Linked DNA regions of Homo sapiens: region 1 is linked to region 2. Evidence: chromatin contacts called from ENCODE Hi-C or POLR2A ChIA-PET data. All regions are on one chromosome and are shown on one strand. The core of a region is the stretch at or near the end of the contact, and the rest is flanking DNA. Distances in the headings are between cores, read along the strand shown.

The links. A loop is a pair of places that touch in the nucleus more often than their neighbours do. ChIA-PET counts read pairs that join two places held with the same protein, here RNA polymerase II (POLR2A).
Region 1: a loop to region 2 is called in a map of sigmoid colon, with 2.1 times the contacts of the local background. The contact joins two enhancer-like sites. A Hi-C loop is called at or near these places in 1 of 168 maps with a recorded cell type or tissue (sigmoid colon). POLR2A ChIA-PET finds 5 or more read pairs at or near these places in 4 of 52 experiments (H1, K562, MCF 10A and 1 more).

Annotation. Positions count from the first base shown.
Region 1 is chr15:70,375,181-70,378,410 of GRCh38, reverse strand. No RefSeq gene overlaps it. Among named protein-coding and RNA genes, the nearest start is that of LINC02205, 130 kb to the left of the region's middle. RefSeq lists an enhancer at 1-431. Within about 2 kb of position 1,435, at least 18 of the 41 ENCODE cell types and tissues checked have a DNase peak (open chromatin) inside an H3K27ac peak, as active enhancers do.
Region 2 is chr15:70,338,164-70,341,812 of GRCh38, reverse strand. No RefSeq gene overlaps it. Among named protein-coding and RNA genes, the nearest start is that of LINC02205, 170 kb to the left of the region's middle. Within about 2 kb of position 1,597, at least 5 of the 41 ENCODE cell types and tissues checked have a DNase peak (open chromatin) inside an H3K27ac peak, as active enhancers do.

The DNA.
Region 1 (3,230 bases), core at 186-2,685, 37 kb before region 2:
GAATCACAATAGCTGAGTTGAGTGCATGCTTCCTCTGGCAGGCTCTGCTAAGTGCTTTCTGCGCACCAACCCTTAGCCTAGCCTTCTTGGGGTCACGCTGACATCTCTGTTTTACAGATGAGGCAACTGCGGCCCAGGGAAATTAAAGAACTTGCCCTTCTAGATGGCAGGGCAGGGCCCAGATCCAAGGGCGATCTAGCTCCAAAACCAAGCTGGTACTTTTCCATGATGCCACGCTCAGGTGGCTGCCAGCTGCAGTTCGCTGTCTCTCTTCCCTATCATCTTGGGGAAAAGGCTTTTAGCTTTTACCTTTGGTTTCTGCAGCCCAGAATTGTGATTGAACAACGTGATAGGGGAGGCCGGCTAATCTTGCAGGACGGCTGCATTCTAGGATAATAGGAACACATGCACATACCTGCACACAAATGTATACTCATATGCACACATGTATGCAGTACTCCAGTAGCTACACACACACACACACACACACACACACACACACACACACACACACACAGAGCCCTCCATGCTGACCCCACCAACTGTACATGCATACATGTAAACATATACTTGTAGGTGTGGGCACCTGTCCTTGTTTATGCTTATATGTGTGAATGTGCCCACACACGTGCACACATACACATGCCTTGAGCATGCACATATGCTCAGCTCCACGGAGGGTTTAATCTCACACATCTTTCAATATTCCTTTTGAAAGCCCATTCTGCAGTTGCTAGGAAATATGGAGGCAGAAAGAGTTCCATGCCTTTCCTTTTTCTCTTGGATAGGAATTCCCACAACTCCCAGGCTCTGGCAAGCCCTGTCTTCCAGGCTTTCTCTGCACACTCCCCTGCCCCCACAGTGACACTCCCTCTCACCGTCGCTGCCCCCACCCCACCTGTCCGGGGTTCTATTTCTCTGAGCCACCATCAGGCTTCTCCTGTTGGCTTTGAAGGGCAGCAGCAGGGAGGGGAGGTTGGAGGAGGAAGGTGGAGGGAGGGAGCTGGTATTTGGGGCCCACTCAGCTTCTGTGTCCCCGACACTGGCTCTGGCTCAGGCTCTGCCCAGCAGTGTTCTCGTTGGAAACAGCGTTGTTTGACTGTTGCTATCGATTATGGCAAGATTGTGTGTGGCTAAGAGCTCCTCGGAGCCAACTGGTATATTAAGCAATCATTTCTATAGCAGATGACATAACTCCCCCGGCATCAGTTTGTCCTAATGGGCTTGGTATTACTCATGTGCTAATTGATTGGGCACGGAGGGAAGAAAAACTAAATTCACTTGTGAGGCGATTTTATGGCAGAGCTCATAACAGAGGTAATTTGCTGAAAATGTTCAGTCCCGCTTCGGTTATGTAAGATCGTCTGTGTTCCTGTGTTTTATCTCCTCCATGCCGGGCAGGAAGCTGGCCTGGCTGGCTGAGCGCGGGCGAGGCAGACTCCCCCAGGAATCGGGCGCTGACAGCTCGGCCCTTTCCTCCTGCCTTGGAACAGGCAGGCTGTCCTTGGGGAGCGTTGACAATTAGTGCCTTCTGCACAACTTTCTCGCCTCAGGGGTGGCTTTCAAAATATCTCAGCTTCTCCTGTTAAAAAACACCTCTGTCTAAGGGCTAAATAGTTATTTTCGGATCAACCATCTAGTGTTACAAAGCTCTTGTTCAGAAAGGAAAAGGATGAAGGGGGGTTTTTTTTGTTGTTTTTTTTTTTTTTTTTTTTAGAGAAAGTATATTTTGCCTTGAAGAGGGAGGGATGGAGAGGCTTGAAGAGGCTTGGAGAGCCTCCTTCCTTCCCTCCCTCTCCTCCCTTCTACCTCCCCCTCCCTCTCTTCCTTCCTCCCGCCTTCTCTCTCTTCCTCCTCCCCTCCCTCTCTTCCTTCCTCCCGCCTTCTCTCTCTTCCTCCTCCCCTCCCTCTCTGATTCTCTTCCCTCTTCCATCCCTTTCTCCCTCCTTCCTCTTCCCTCTCTTCTTCCCTCCCTTCTCCTCCCTCCCTTCCTGAAGCAGCCTGGCTTACCATTGGCCTCAGCAGGAGTCTTGAGCCCGTGCTTGGCATTTTACTCTAGACTGGCGGCACCATCCCGGAGGGGCAGGACCAGTCCTGCTATTTCTCTTTGTAATGGTTGACTCTCCAGATGTGTGCGGCGGGGGTAAGCTCCGCAGGCTAGGGGTGCCTACCAAGCTAAACCAGGTGTCTGTGCTTAAGTGCTCTCTTGAGACTCCCAGGGCAGGGAGGCTTCTATGAGCTCTGAATCCTGTTTTCAGAAAGGAGGCTGGGCTGCCCTGAGCCATCCTCAGGGATTCCCCAGTCCTGGAGCGTGCTGTGATATGAGGATGTTGGGGAGAGACTCTCTGTGCTGATCTTGGTGGAGGGAGGGTTGTTGACTGTAACTGCAGCCTGAGTCCATAGTAGTGCTTCTTCCTTTTGTTTATGACCTGCATGATCCCTAGTGATTTTTAAGTTCCAATTGGAGCAGCCAGGCTGCTGCCACTCCCTGTAGTGATCCAAGGAGGAAACCAAGATGCCATGTGGTCTCATTTTTTTCTGACAGGGAAACCGAGGTGACATAGCTAGAAAGTGGCAGTATTGGGATGAAAAACCCAGGTAGTCTGGCTGCAGGCTGGTGCTCCCAACCCAAGTGATGGCTTGCCTGTCCACAGAGGAGCAGGCATTAGGCGAGCTCATGGAGGATTAAGTTCTTGGTAAAGTGTTATAGGGGGTGGTCTCTGTGACATGTTAGATTCAGAGATTCTTACCCCATTGGGGCTTGGGACTCTGTGACGATCTGATATAAGCTGTGGAGTCTTCCCAGCTAAATGTACAGATGTGCACAGAGAAACTTTTGCTGACAATTTCAGGGGGTCCTGAAATTAAGCGGTCCATTTTTAGGTGCAGGGATGCTTGGTTAGTAAGCCTTACTTTATCCAGTGTTTTCTACAGCCTGAGTTGGAAGGGGGCAAGGTGAGAGGCAGTTTGAGCTCTATGGGTGAGGGGAAAGGACTTGGCCCATTAGGGTGTCTCAGACCTCTGGAGTGGGTGAAAGGAGGTTTTCCGTGGGAGTTGCAGCATGACTATTGCGGCTGGGCAGGCCAGAGCATGACTCAGCCTTCCTTTGGGCATTTTGGCACCGGCAGGGGTGGGTCTAGTAGGAGCCGCAGCGTGGAGATGGCAGGGGAACACAGTGCACACCAGGATGTCAGGGAGACCGGGAGGGGCGTGTGCGGGGAGGTGGAGGA
Region 2 (3,649 bases), core at 348-2,847:
GGAGCCTTGTTCTGACCTTGCTAATCCACAGCTCTCGCTGTCACCCCATGCTGCCCTTGTGAATATCAGCTGGGCTAAGTCAGGATGGCACTGACCCCTCCATGCAGCAGGGGCATGGAGACCTGGGACATGTGGCCACCAACCTGAGGGACTCCAGGGGCTCAAGGAGAGCCAGATTGGGCCGGAAACTTCCTAACACATTCCCAGGTGATGCTGTTGCTGCCTGTTGGGAACCACTTTTTCAGAACCACAGCCCCACAGGAACTAAAAATCTACCTGAGAGACAGGATTATCACAAAGTTAACATTTAAACGCATGACAGGCAGGGTGTATTGGCTCACACCTGTAATCCCAGCACTCTGGGAGGCCGAGGTGGGTGGATCACTTGAGGTCAGGAGTTTGAGACCAGCCTGGGCAACATGGTGAAAACCCGTCTCTATTAAAAATACAAAAATTAGCTGGGCGTGGTGTGCATGTCTAATCCTAGCTACTTGGGAGGCTGAGGCAGGAGAATCACTTGAACTGGGGAGGCAGAGGTTGCAGTGAGCCGAGATTGCGCCACTGCACTCCAGCCTGGGTGACAGAGCTAGACTCTGTCTCAAGAAACAAAAAAAAAGATAAATAATAGTAACAAAAATAAATAAATAAATGCATGACAGAGGCCAGAAGTATATTAGTTAGATTTTTGGTTCTTGGCATCTCTTTCCCCTTCTTTTGAGAACAGCACTCTGATTTCCTTTTGAGGGTCTGTCCCTCCTTTATCCTCAGGCTATGCGCTCCTAATAAGCCTCCCACCTGCTGTAGAGTAGAGCATACACCTAACCAAAGAACATCCAATCAGGATGTGAAGTTTACCCAGTCACATGATTTACACTGGTCCAATCAGGTCAAATAAGATAACTTTGGCAGGAATCATCAGGAAACAAGGCTTTTTTTCCAGCTGGACCAGAACTTCTGTGGCCATCTTGCCACAGTGTGGAAAGAGCTCTGAAAATGGGGCTTATAAGGGACAAGCAGAGGAGAGGGCATTGTTTAATGCTCCTGGATCCAGCTACTCCTGAGGTCAACACCCTCTGAGCCTGTTAGTTACATCAGTAGATGAGGATATAAATCCCCCTTTCTGTACAAGTCATAGTTTGGGGTGGGATTTTCTGACACATAATAGAAAATTTCCTATCTGACACCAAGTTCTCAAGGAATATTGAGGTAATTCACCCCTTCTGCATTAGGGAAGCTTCATGGATGGTCAGAGATGTGGAAGGAGAGGGAAAGTGGAGGTATTAGCAAGGGTGGGCTGATGGAAAACAGCCGGGTACAAACAGAGGCCACAGCACAGACCAGCTTGGCTCACTCCTGGCACCCAGGAGAAGGCCTCTGGGAGAATTAAGCCCTATAGGAAGAGGGGAATCTTGCCACTCAATGGGAGAGCACTTTGCCTTTTGTGGTCTCCTTTCCCAGAAGAGGTCACCCCCGATGCCAGAGGTTCCCAGAGCCTGCTGGCCCCTTGAATCCAGACTTCCTGCCCAGACGGGCAGCTGGGATGAGGTCATGGCTGGAGAGTCTTTTATCCTCTTGCTAAGCTTCTTCTTTCAGTAGCAATTGCTGTCTTGCTTAATCTCAGAATTATCTGATTGTCATAGTCGAGTTTTCCACATTAGGCAATGAGCCAACAAGTTACTTAACCTATAATTGCCCTTTAATGAAGCCCATCTTCAAAACTGAATTGTCAAAGGAAACTTGTAAACATACAGCGAGGTCCAAGACCAAGCTGGCCCCAGACGTTGCAGCCAGGCCCTTGACTCCTCTCTGGCGTCAACCACATTTGTCTGAGTTATTGGGGCTTTATCACCAGCTGCCACCCAGAGTAGAGAGGAGGCTGGTGCTCGCAGCAGCCAGAAGCAGGTCGAGCCTTTGAAAAGCAAGCTTGCAAGTGCTCAGTTTAGGTGCACACATTCTCCCTTGCCTAGAGTCTCCCTTCTTCCCAAAGCACTGTGAAGTGTGAAAGGAATGGCCAATGTCACGACTTGAACTTTGCAAAACTTAAGCAACATCTCTCTGCAGTGAACTCACGTGACGGTGGTTCAGGCCCAGCCCAGACAGCTATTACAGTAAGACTTCTTTAATGTCAGTCTCTCTCACCTACTCTTTACACAGTGTGGACCAGTGGTCTGCTTAAAGAGTAGTCCACACTATGTAAAGAGTAGGTGAGAGAGGCTGACATTAAAGAAGTCTTACTGTAATAGCTGTCTGGGCTGGGCCTATACTGTGGTCAGGAGTCTGACCTCTGGGAATGTCCAGTCACATCTTAGCATGTCCGAAGTGAAATATCAGTCAAACATACTCAGCTGCTTCACGGTACTCTCACAGTGACCCAGGACACAGCAAGACAAGGGAGGGAATATATTTTTTTAATTAATTTATTTTTTAATTATACTTCAAGTTCTAGGGTACATGTGCACAACGTGCAGGTTTGTTACATATGTATACATGCACCATGTTGGTGTGCTGCACCCATTAACTCGTCATTTACATTAAGTGTATCTCCTAATGCTATCCCTCCCCCCTCCCCCCACCCCACAACAGGCCCCGGTGTGTGATGTAAGGGAGGGAATATTTATGGAGCACCAATTCAGGGCCAGGTGCCATGCTGGGCACTTTATATACTTTACATCATTTAATTATCAGAACAACTCTAGAAACTCAGAAATGGTATCCCTATTTTGTACATGAGGAATGCAAGGCCCAGAGTAGGTAAGTCGTTTGCACAGTCAGCAGCTTTGCAGGTGTGGGAAATAGGATTTGAACTCAGATTTGTCTGACGCCAAGGCTGGTCAGTGCTCCTTGGACACTTTGGTGGCTCCCTTATTGACATAAAGCTGGCCTAAAGCCACTGAGCAGTACAGATTAGAAGGGGTGTGGACTCATGGAGACAATAACATGATGTCTGGGATTTGCTTCAAAATAACACAAGAGTGTGGGGAGGCAGATAGGATTAGAGATAAAAGGCTGGCTGTGAGATGATCGATGATGCTAAAGCTGGGTGGTGGGCACCGAGGGGTTCGTCAAACAGTTCCAAATAAATATTTGAAATTTTTAATTACAAAAATGTTTAAAAAATATAGCACTTTCTCCAGAAGTCAGTGCCCCTTCCCAGTACCCCATAGCACTCATACATATCTGTCACTGCCCTAAATCCACTGTGCCACCTTAGAGTAAATTTTTTTTTTTTTGACGGACTCTCCCTCTGTTGTCCAGGTTGGAGTGCAGTAGTGTGATTTCGGCTCACTGCAACCTCTGCCTCCTGGGTTCAACTGATTCTCCTGCCTTAGCTTCCTGCATAGCTGAGACTGCAGACGCCCACCGCCATGCCTGGTTAATTTTTGTATTTTTAGTAGAGGCGGGTTTTCACCATGTTGGCCAGCTGGTCTTGAACTCCTGACCTCAAGTGATCTGCCTGCCTCAGCCTCCCAAAGTGCTGGGATTACAGGTGTGAGCCACCACACCCGGCCAAGAGTCATCTTTCAAAATGTGTCCCTCCAAGTCTCCGAGCTCTGTGAGGATAAAGGTGGTGTTTGTCTTGTTCATTTAATACATTTTTATAGAAATGAATAAATGACAAGAGTCTGGTGCACAGTGAACATTCAACACA